Linked DNA regions of Mus musculus: region 2 is linked to region 1. Evidence: chromatin loops called from intact Hi-C (ENCODE). Cell type or tissue: heart. All regions are shown on one strand.

Region 1 (5,000 bases):
AAAACAAACAAAAAAAACCCCCTAAAAACCCAAAAATATAAATAAAGAGCAAACCAGAGTGCTTGGAGTATGGTAACTTGGAACAGAGGTGACTCCATTCAGACACAGCAAGAGACCCACTTAGAAACACGCCTTTATTATCTGCACGGAGCCCAGACTTGTCCTCAGTCCTTGGGAGAGGGAGTCTTTGAGAGTGGTGGGAGGTCTTGGGTCATAGTCTCCACATACCATGAGGGCAGGAAGGCATAGGGTGCGTCACGATGGACAGACACAGTGACAGGGCCACCAGGTTCCCAGGAGAAGAGGTGGACAAGCCTGTGGAAGACAGAGGTGTGGGGTGAAGCCAGAGATTGAGCCGGGATCCAGAGGCAGTGCACAAACATGAAGGCCTTACCTGGGATCGTCCTGGACTACTGTGCTCTGGGCAAAGCTAAGGAAGGCAGCACAGAAGTTCATGCACACAGAGGGATTCCAGCCTTCTCGGTCATTCTGGAGGGGGCACAAGAGGCAGAAGACTGGGGGTGGAAAGAGGAAAAGGCAGGTGGCAAAGGGGCACTGGGTCTGAGGACTTGGTACAGGGGGTGGGGAAACAGATGGCCACTCTGACACCTGCCTTACCCTGACATTTTCAAACATCTCCATGGTAGGAAAGGTCTTTAAGGAACAGACGAAACCTTCTGGGTTCCGGAAGCCGGCAACAACATGTGGGACCCCCGGGAGGAACGACTGAGCCCACCATTTCAGCAACTTGTGTCTGACGGGAGAGGCAAAGGGTCAGCAGGACCCTCCACCCCCCCCAACCCCCCCCAACCCCCCCCCAACCCCCCCCCCCGTCAGTCCCGGCCCCGGCCAGAACCTGTAAAAGCTCCTCCACTGGCCAGGGCTGTGCATCTCCTTGGATGTCTTGAGCTCCACGTAGCAGGAGGGAGGCTGTGTGCAAGGAGCCTGGGGGTTCAGGCAGTCTACCTCCCCGGAGAACAGGAGAGGGTGGTTTCCCAGGCGGCTGCGTAGCACAGAGCAGTAGGCCACGTTGGTGTTAACTTCCCCAGAGGGGTCTGGGGAGCCTCCGGGTTTGTCTGCACAAGAAGAGAAGGCAGCAGCAGAGGAAGGGGATCTCGACCTCTGTGGAAGGGGAGAGGGACCGCACGGCTGCGACGACTCTCACCTGCGCACATGTACTGCTCAAATTTGTAGCCCATGTACATGAGCTCCCGGAGGAGGGGTGGCCGTGCAAGCCTCTGGGCCCGAGCAGCCGGGGTCTCCACCTCACTTAGGTACAGTGTCCCTTGGAACCGGGAGGCTGCCAGCTGCCAGCCCTCCTGCCGCTCATACGGCGTGGTCAGCAATTTTGTCAGGTGCCCTCTCCATGTCACCGTGGCCCCTGCCAGCCAGCCGGGACCCCTGGGAGGGAAGAATGCGGGGTTTATGGTCTGACTCGAGTTTTACTTCTGTTGACTCAAAGTCCCCACTAAAGACCATTTGGCTTTCCCAACTTCAGAAGAGAAAGCCGGGTCACCAGGTCAGCTTCTGCGTTGCACCGGGCTCACCCCTCCAGCTGGTTCCGGTGTTCCAGGACCCAGCGCAGCAAATGGTCCAACCTCTCTTGGACTTCCTCGTCCCGGGGCTGGTATCGGTCAGGGTATCCATCTCTGAGGTCAAAGTCCGGGCCTGGGCCGTTGATGGGAGGGGGGCTGTAGTAGCGGAGGGCTCGGGCATCTCCATGGTACTGGCGTTGTGCGTCCAGGGAGAAGCAGCCCAGTTCGGATGGACGCCGGTAGAACGGGAAGGGTCCCGAGTACAGAGAGGGCTGTGTCCGCAGTAAAGGGACTGCCCGGGGGAGTTTGTGCAAAGGCTTTTCCACCTCTGTCTTCTCCGCTTTTCTCTTAGTCCCTCTGGGTTCCATGAGGTCCTGCGAGGAAAGCGTTTCCAGTGGATAAGGAGCGAGTGAGCTTCCAGGTTTGGGCTCTGCGTGTCAGGAGCCGGGCGCCTCGTTCCCACCCACGGACCAACGAACGCGGCGAGCTTGAGGAGTTTGGGGGTTGAAGCTAAGACTTGGTTACCTCAAAGCTCCCCACCCTGACCGACCTCCACCTCCTCGAGGCTACGGCGTCAGGGCCGCACGTCAGAAGCCGGAGAAGGATGCAAACACGGAGTTGCTGTTTCTGATGACGCTCTCATCCGCCCTCAGCGTCGGAGTGGGCGAGGTCCGTCTGCACCGGAGCGGGAACCCAGGCGGGCCACTCGCGCCTCGGCGCGCCCCAGTGAGCGCTCTGGTCGGGAGCCAATCAGCAGCGGTGCGGGCGACGGAAGTGAGGCTGCCTTCGTCATCAAACTCAGACGACCAGCCAGAGGGCCCGTCGTCATTATTCTGTGCCGGAAGACGCGGTCTTCGGGACTCCTTTCCCGGAATCCTGAAATCCGGGTTATGAATCGCAAGAGACGGCTCCTGGCGTCTGAGGCTTTTGGGGTGAAGCGGAGGCGGGCGCCGGGGCCCGTGAGAGCGGATCCTTTAAGAACAAGAGCAGGTAACCATGGCAACCTGGGCGCGGAAAGCCCGAGGGTATCCACCCTTGGAGGAGGGGGGGGAGGAGGAGGAGGAGGAGGAGGACCTAGGGTAGTAACCATGGCAACCCAGGCGCTGGGCAGCGACTCTGAGGGCTGGGGCGTCCGAACCTCCGCGCTGTCTCCACCCTCGCTCTCCACCCGGACCTGACCACGCGCTTGCTCCACCACAGGCTCGGCGCGCGAGGCCATCGAGGAGCTCGTGAAGCTGTTTCCCCGGGGGCTGTTCGAGGATGCGCTGCCGCCCATCGCGCTGAGGAGCCAAGTGTACAGTCTGGTGCCAGACCGGACGGTGGCCGACCTACAACTGGTGAGCACCTTGGAGACCTTTGGCGTGTCCCCCCCCCACCAGCCCCGGCCCTCCGACCCGCAGCCTCGAGGGCACTCGCCAAGTCCCTGTCGCTCAGACACTCAGTCGTCCGTCAGCAGGCGTTAGGCCAAGGCAAATGCAGAGCAAATCCCAGGGGTTTGGAACTGCAGGCAGATGTCACATCTGACAGGTGATGGCTGTTAGAGAAGGTTAGTGAGCGCGGACAAAGGTGTACTGAAGGTCACCGGTGAGAGAGATTGACTGAAGGAGAGAGATGAGTCTAGTGTTAATTCCCAGATTTCCCAAGTGATCAGTTAGTGATTAGGGGATTGACTAGAGGAGGGAGGCACCGAGTAGCTGCTTGCCTGATGTGCGTACACTGAGTTGCAGATTATAGATGTATGAGACAGTGGGCTATGACGCTGCAGATCATTCTAGGCTGTGGTGCACAAGGCATAGGGGCTAAATGAGATACTTAGGGAGACTAGAGGAGTGATGTAACCTCGTGGCCAAGTTTAGAAGGCGATTGAAAGCCAGGGCCATGTCTCTTCACACAAAAAAAATCCACAGTGGGCAGATTTCAGTCTCTGTTTTATAGGAACTCTCAGACCTCTGCCTGAGTTGAAGGTCAGAACACTGTGAACGGCTCTCTGCTGCTACATACCTCTCTGGGCTCCTTTTAACTAGGGCAGTTCCTCCTTAGAGGCTGTCACAGATCCTTCTTGCTTAGCTTTGTCCTTATATTGTTACAGAGTTTCTGACCTTGATTCCTGCAGGTGACTTCTGACCTCCTCCTCAGGCCATGGCCCCTGTGCTTCCTTTTCTATAACTGTTTTTTTTTTTTTCTTTAAACAAAAAGCTTTCAGAGTTGCACAAGTTTTGTTTTAAGACAAGGTCTTAATTTGTAGCCCAGACTGCCTTAAACTTGATATTCTCCTGCTTTCATCTCCCTAATGCTGGGGTTTACAGTAGTCAGAAGGTTAACTAGAGGGAGTCTCTTCTTTCTTTGGAGAGGGGAGGATTGAACTTGGGTCAGCAGACTTGACAGCAGAGTCACCTCCTCAGCCCTGTCACCAGCTCTAAGAAATTTCTCTTGTCCTCTCTCATTGCTTTCTTCTGGCACTGAAATTACATAGACATCTTCTCTTTGAACCCCTTCAGACACTTCCATGTTCAATAGTTTTGGGCTTTCTTTTATAATTGTACTGTTTAGTTTCATCTTAGATTAATAATCTGTTCAGAAAGCTTAATTTCATTTGCTTGTGGCTATGTGCTTGTGAGCATGGGTGTGTGTACATGTGGGTTTGCACTCTCAGATGCCAGAAGATGGCACTTGATCCCTGGAGCTGGGGAGGTACAAGTTACAGGTGGTTGTGAGCCACCAGATGTGGGAGCTAGGAACTGAATGTGGGAGCTCTGCAAGAGCAGGAATTACTCTGCCACCGAGCATTGCTCCCACCCCAGATCGATAGTCTTTTATTCAGCTGTACTAAAGTATTTCACACTCATTGAAGTCTTAGTTTATTGTCTTCATTTCTCAGTTTTAAATTCTCTACTGGGACTTTTTTTTTTTTTTTTCTTTTTATGGGTCTTATTATGCAGCACTAGATGACCTGGAACTCAGTCTGTAGACCAGGCTACCCTTGAACTCATAGAGACCCACCTACCTCTGCCTCCTGAGCGCTGAGATTAAAGCTATGCACCACGGTGACTGACTGGGACATATTTAAGCCTATATCTTTTTTATGATTATTTTAAATTTGATTATTATTTTTGGCCATGTGTACTGCCATATGGCTTTAATCCCATTGCTCTAGAGGTAAAGGCAGACAGATCTCTGTGAGCTTAAGGCCAGCTTGGGCTACCTATTAATGTTCTATTTCCAAATTATATGTGTGCATGTGCAAGTTCATGTGTACATGCCACCATGTGTGTGTAGAAGTCAGAGGGTATTGTGTGGTTGAATTCCCTCCTCCCATCACGTGGATCTCAGGGGCTGACTCAAGCCCTGGGGCTCAGCAGCAGGCCACCTGACCCACTGAAACATCCCACCAGCCCTAAGCCTGCTATGTCTTTTTAGAATTTCCTACCAGTAGTTTCTCATCTTGTTTTTTTTTTTAACACGTCA
Region 2 (5,000 bases), 180 kb after region 1:
TCAGGAGGAGGGTCACATCTTACAGAGGACGAGCCCAAGGTGTTTAAGGACATCAGCTAGTACAGGGCCGTGAAGCAGCCCAGGACCAGGCCATCTGCTTCCCTTACTCCCTGGATAAGGTGCTCAGGGATCCTGGGACAGGAAGTGGCTGTGGACCAGAGCTGCCCTCTGGAGGGAGGAGAGGCTGAGTTCCTGGGAGCCCTAGTTCCAGGTTGCCATAGTTCCCCAGTCTGTTTTCACCCCAAACACAGTAGGGATGGGTGAAGAGAGGAGGGGAAAGCCTGGCTGGACACGTGAGGTTCTTCCTCCCTCCTTCAGGGCTGGGCTTAGAGCCAGGCAGCCCCTGTCCAGTCATCTGGGCTCGGAGCCCAGGTCCAGCTCACACCCTCCAGCTGACCCGGGCCACTCCTGTAGGGTCAGGCCTAAGGCACTGCTGCAATGGGAGTGACTGCAGGGGACTCGCAGCCAGGCAGACTGGGGCCCTCATCTGGATCTGGTCCCTTTCCTCCCACTCGGAGCTCACGGCCCTATCTGCCTGAGCCACTGTCTCCATCCATCTGGGCCTCCCTCAGGTCTGTCTTCCTCAGTTCAGGGCCTAGAGGATGTCCTGTAATGTGCCCCCTTCTTCACCTCCCTACCAGGCCCCCTCCGCTGTGACCCCGCCTTCCTGGGCTTCAAGCCCTCTGGCCCCCACGCCTGTTGTTTGTGTGGACAGCTCATCCTGGAAAGCCAGGGGGGACCTGCAGCAGAGCAAGGGCTGGAGCTGCTGCACCCCATCAAGGGCGTGGGGCCCCTGTCCTGTCCTTCCTGTTTACTCAGACACATTCCGGTGAGATGTTCTATCTGCTGTCACGCCACAGACAGCTAGACAGACATGCCCTAGAGTTGCTGGGCTGGGACAGGGGGGACGGGGACATGAGGTCTGGCTCCTTCTCACCCCACCACGCCATCCTCAGTGCTGCTTCCTTTGATGCTGGCCCTATACACGTCACACACTAGGAAGGTGGCCGCCGTTCCTTTACACCCCTCCACGTTGTTTATTTAATAATAATAAAAAAAAGATACGCACACACATAAACTGACTTCTGCCACCCACAACCATCCCTTGTCCCACCTGGGGACCTAGTCCCACCTTGACTCCCAAACAGATAAAGGAGAGAATGAAGAGGATATGGGGGAAACCCTCACGAGGTACCCTCGGGGAAAGAGGACTGGGAGTGCAGGAATGAGAGGAGCCCTATATTTCTGGAAAGAGTGAGAAGAGAGGTGAACCACCCACCCTAGTCCCACTAAGTGCTTAACCCCCACACCCCGTCTTCCTTTACAATTGCCCCCGAGCCCCAGGATCAGGTTCCCTAACCCGGTTCTAAGTCACTGTGAGGTGAGGATGTCAGGGGTGATTGAGGTAGAGGGGCTGGGAGGCCTGATGGGCAGGACTAGCTGCGGAGCCTGGCAAGGGGCCACCTGTGGTATTGCCCGGGGATGGGGACGGCTGCTTCCGGAGCGAGGGGGGCACCGTAGAGGTCTTGATGTGAATCACCCTGGTGTCCATGACCTCACACTCGATCTGCATCATCTCCTCATAGTCCCCTGGGGGGCCCCGGCCTGACACGGTCTCTGTGTGAAGGAGAGAGGGAAGCGGGGAAGGGGAGGCAGACAGTGGTGGGTGGGGTGAGATGAGGAAGATGGTTAGAAAGTTGGGAAGAGGAGGAGGGCAGAGGCAGCCCACAGGCCGAGTGAGGCGGGCAGAGGGCTGGCGTAGGAAGGTAAGTGACAACAAGTAAGGGGCACATGGGACAGGAGGTCAAGAAAGAAAAGCCTAGCCGCCACCTATCAGAGCAGCTTTGGTCTGGTTGAGAAAGGATCTCACTGTGCAACCCAGACTCCCCATCTTCCCATCTCAGACTCCTGAGCCCTCAATGCTCAATTGCAGGCCCTTGTCTCCCCACTTTTTCTTCCCCTTGGTTCCAAGTCCCTCCTCGCACTTTTTCCCTTAGCGCCCCCTGCTGGTTCTCTATGAGAACTCCCTCCTTCCTCAGTTTTAGATTTCAGAACCCTCTCCATAGCCAGAGGGAGAATTACCATTGGGGGCCATGGCTGGCATCACCAGCGACATCTTGGGCCTGGATGTCTTGTTGTGGCTGATGGCTGGGAGCAGCAGGTGGTCCTAGGAGCAGAAGGGCCATGCTGGATGGCAGGGGAAGACACACTGACAGGTTCCCCAGCTGGGGACCCAGGGTGACAGGCACATGACAGGGGGAGGGGAGCTCACCCTTCGGAAGGAGACAACATAGAAGGTATCCTCCCTCCGGTCAATTGCGTCTAGAAACTCCGGCTGCGAGCGGCCGGGGTGGCGGTAGAGCTGCAGCTGGCCCACGGGGTCCCTAGGCAGGTGAGAACAGACTCAGGAAGCCTGGTGGAAAGGGTGACAGATTCCTCCGGAACAACAGCAGTGTCCTCCTGGGGTACAGCTCTCTCTAGTGACCTCACTTACGAGTGCTTACCCAGCACTTACCTTTCAGGGGGTCCTGGAGGTTGGGTGGGGACAGGTTTCACTGGAGGAGACTTCTTCCGTAGCTGAGACTTCTGGAAGGAGAAGTATCTAAAGATTTGAAGAGGGTAAAGGGAGGAGGGAAAAAGAGAGGCGGTCCCTGGAAGCTGGTGCCATCTCACACCCACTCCTCCATGTCCCCCAAGAACCCTTGAAATCTCTCTAAAATGTCCACCTGGAATCCCCAGGACAGTAGCTTTGTCTTGCTCTCACCTTCCTTGGCCCGCCCACTGGCTCCTACCTGTCTCTCCTGGGCCCTGTGAGGTATCTTCCGTCGACCTCTCTGGTGACGTTGGACCCAGCCACTCAGCTCATCAGCAAGCCTAGGGAGACAGACCACCAGCTCTAAGGAAGGCCAAAATGTATGCCCCATGCCCACAAGCAGGCATGAGAAGGCAGGGGAGCTGGCACTTCCACACAGAAGGACAGACTATGCACACCTCAGAGACTCAGTTCGGTTGAAATGGCGACAGTCTGAGGAGAGGAAGAGCTGGTCCAGGTCTCTCAGCAGCAGCTCCTTGGCTCCCCCGGGGAAGGCCGTCAGGTTTCTGAAGTGAAGCAGAGGAGGCAATGACCAGAGAGAGACTGCCCAGCACAGGACACCATCAAACCCCCGGGCCAAGAGCAACTTTGGCTCTACACCCTGCAAGGGCAGGCTTTAGGAAGATGACTCCTTCCTTCTTACAGGAGGGGTCTTTCTGCTTCTCACCTGAAGCTGGGCCTGCCTGCAGAGCTGGGCTGCTGCTCCCCGGGGCTCTGGGCGGCTTCCCGAAGGGGTTCCATGCCATGAGCTGGCCCTGGTTCTGAGAAGCCCAGCAGGTGCCTCTGGGGTCGAGGTTCCTCCCTGCTCATCCGAGGAGACATGGGAGCTGGAGGCGGCTCGCTGATGCTGTGGGCAGGGAAGCGGGGAGGGAAAGAATTCTGGCTTTCTCAGCTGTCTGGTGCAGTGCGAGTCAGGACTCTGCAGACTGAGGAAGGTATAACCTGTTCCACATGGCTGCATCTCCCTTCAGTGAGTGGGGAGTAGAGAGGATGCCAATCTCACAGGTCCAGGAAATAGGAAAGGAGAACGAGGACTCTAAGGCCTCATAGCCAGGGAGCCTGTGAGCCACTTACACGGGTGTGTCGGGGCAGGGGTTTGTGTGTACTTATGTACACATATGTACATGTGCATACAAAAGTCACTGCTCAGCACGACCCACCCTCTTCCTTTATTTGACACTGTCTCTCAGCAGCCTGCCATTCATCAAGGGCCAATGAGCCCCGGGGACCTGCCTGGCTCTGTCTTCCCATTGCTGTCCATGCTACCACATCCAGTCTTTTCAAAATTCAGGTTCAGGGATCAAATGTATGTCCTGGTGGTGGGGTGCCAAGCACCTGGCCCACTCCTGGGGTCAGTTCTCATTAACACTATCGCCACCCCCCACCCACCATGCACCTCCTCCGAGGGAAACAGTACACACTAGCAATGGCTGATGGAAACAGCATCTGGGCTGCAGGGGCGGGAATGCTTGTGTAAGTGGAACACAGTGCCCGGGGCTGAGCAGACAACTGAGCAGCTCATCTGTGAGGCTCAGCTCCATCCAGGGCTGCAGGGAGGTGGTGAGGGGCTCACCTCACAGGCCCAAAGTTGAAGGCAATGAAGAGAAGGAAGACCATGATGCAGACAACCTTCCTGTTTCCAGACCCCAGCTTGAGCCCGCTGTTCTGCAGGCAGAGGAAGACAGGAGGTGAGTGTGGTCTCGGGCCTGCCTTCCCAGCCCTCTCTCCAAGGGTAGCACAGGCTGACCTCTGCCAGCAGGGCCTCCAGCCGCCGCCGGAGGGCAGCGTTCTCCCTGCGCAGCTGCTGGTTGTCGGCCAGCACAGCCTGCAGCCGGGCCTCCAGGCCTTGCAGGTACTCTTTCTTCTTGCGGCGGGACTGGCAGGCCGACTCTCGATTCTTGATCATCCGCTGCTGCCGCTTCAACAGCTTTGCCTTGCACCAGTGAGGTTGAGAATGAAGATGAGTTAGAGAGATCATGCCCCAGCCCCAGGGACTCACTGCCAGCTCACGGCCACTCTCCTACCTCCCTCCTAGTCCTCATGTGTGGGACAGGAGAAACTGGAGGACCACAGTGCTGGCTAATCCTCTCCTTAGGACTTCCTTCCCAAGCTCTTGTTCCGAGCCCTAAGTTAACGGGCTACAGCTAAGAACAGTTGACTTGCCTTCCCACTGGGAAGCCACCCTATGTGCTAAACCTACAACCAAACGTGACGCCCCTCCAACCTACATACCTAACACCACGTACAGCAGAGCCCCCCCACACCCTCAGCCTTCCATCCCGCACACTAGCTCCCTTTTCCAATGCTGCTGCCTGCCAGACAGACTGCTCTCTGGCCTCCTGTGACAGAGCCTGCCCCACCTCCTTGGCACATACATCCACTTCAGGCGGGCAGGAGTTCCCCGGCA

The links. Hi-C counts contacts between places; a loop is a spot of excess contacts. Peaks named below come from ENCODE experiments on the same cell type or tissue, not always from the same donor. Only the 100,000 strongest peaks of a DNase experiment are listed, where the experiment ranks them.
Region 2: a loop joins it to region 1, with 2.4 times the contacts of the local background. A loop is called at or near these places in 7 of 42 quality-filtered maps.

The regions. Positions count from the first base shown.
Region 1 is chr17:34,834,302-34,839,301 of GRCm38, reverse strand. Stk19 (serine/threonine kinase 19) reads left to right here and starts at 2,399. Exons shown (of 7, transcript NM_019442.3): 1 at 2,399-2,525; 2 at 2,736-2,872. The coding sequence starts at 2,426. It overlaps Dxo (decapping exoribonuclease), which reads right to left and starts at 2,283. Exons shown (of 7, transcript NM_001163770.1): 1 at 2,086-2,283; 2 at 1,548-1,909; 3 at 1,166-1,401; 4 at 857-1,076; 5 at 619-754; 6 at 395-489; 7 at 116-315. The coding sequence starts at 1,903. The coding sequence ends at 165. Skiv2l (superkiller viralicidic activity 2-like (S. cerevisiae)) reads left to right here. Exons shown (of 28, transcript NM_021337.2): 28 at 1-76. In heart, no CTCF peak of the experiment used is centred here; DNase peaks (open chromatin) are centred at 327, 1,041, 1,641 and 2,301; H3K4me3 peaks cover 3,278 bases; H3K27ac peaks cover 2,449 bases.
Region 2 is chr17:34,651,088-34,656,087 of GRCm38, reverse strand. It overlaps Atf6b (activating transcription factor 6 beta), which reads right to left. Exons shown (of 18, transcript NM_017406.4): 9 at 4,969-5,000; 10 at 4,341-4,526; 11 at 4,167-4,258; 12 at 3,261-3,440; 13 at 2,992-3,099; 14 at 2,793-2,874; 15 at 2,516-2,586; 16 at 2,273-2,384; 17 at 2,083-2,167; 18 at 1,014-1,617. The coding sequence ends at 1,391. Among named protein-coding and RNA genes, the nearest start is that of Atf6b, 6.4 kb to the right of the region's middle. In heart, CTCF peaks have their summits at 174 (motif pointing left), 2,005 (motif pointing left) and 4,366 (motif pointing right); DNase peaks (open chromatin) are centred at 337, 1,537, 2,127, 3,117 and 2 weaker places; H3K27ac peaks cover 711 bases.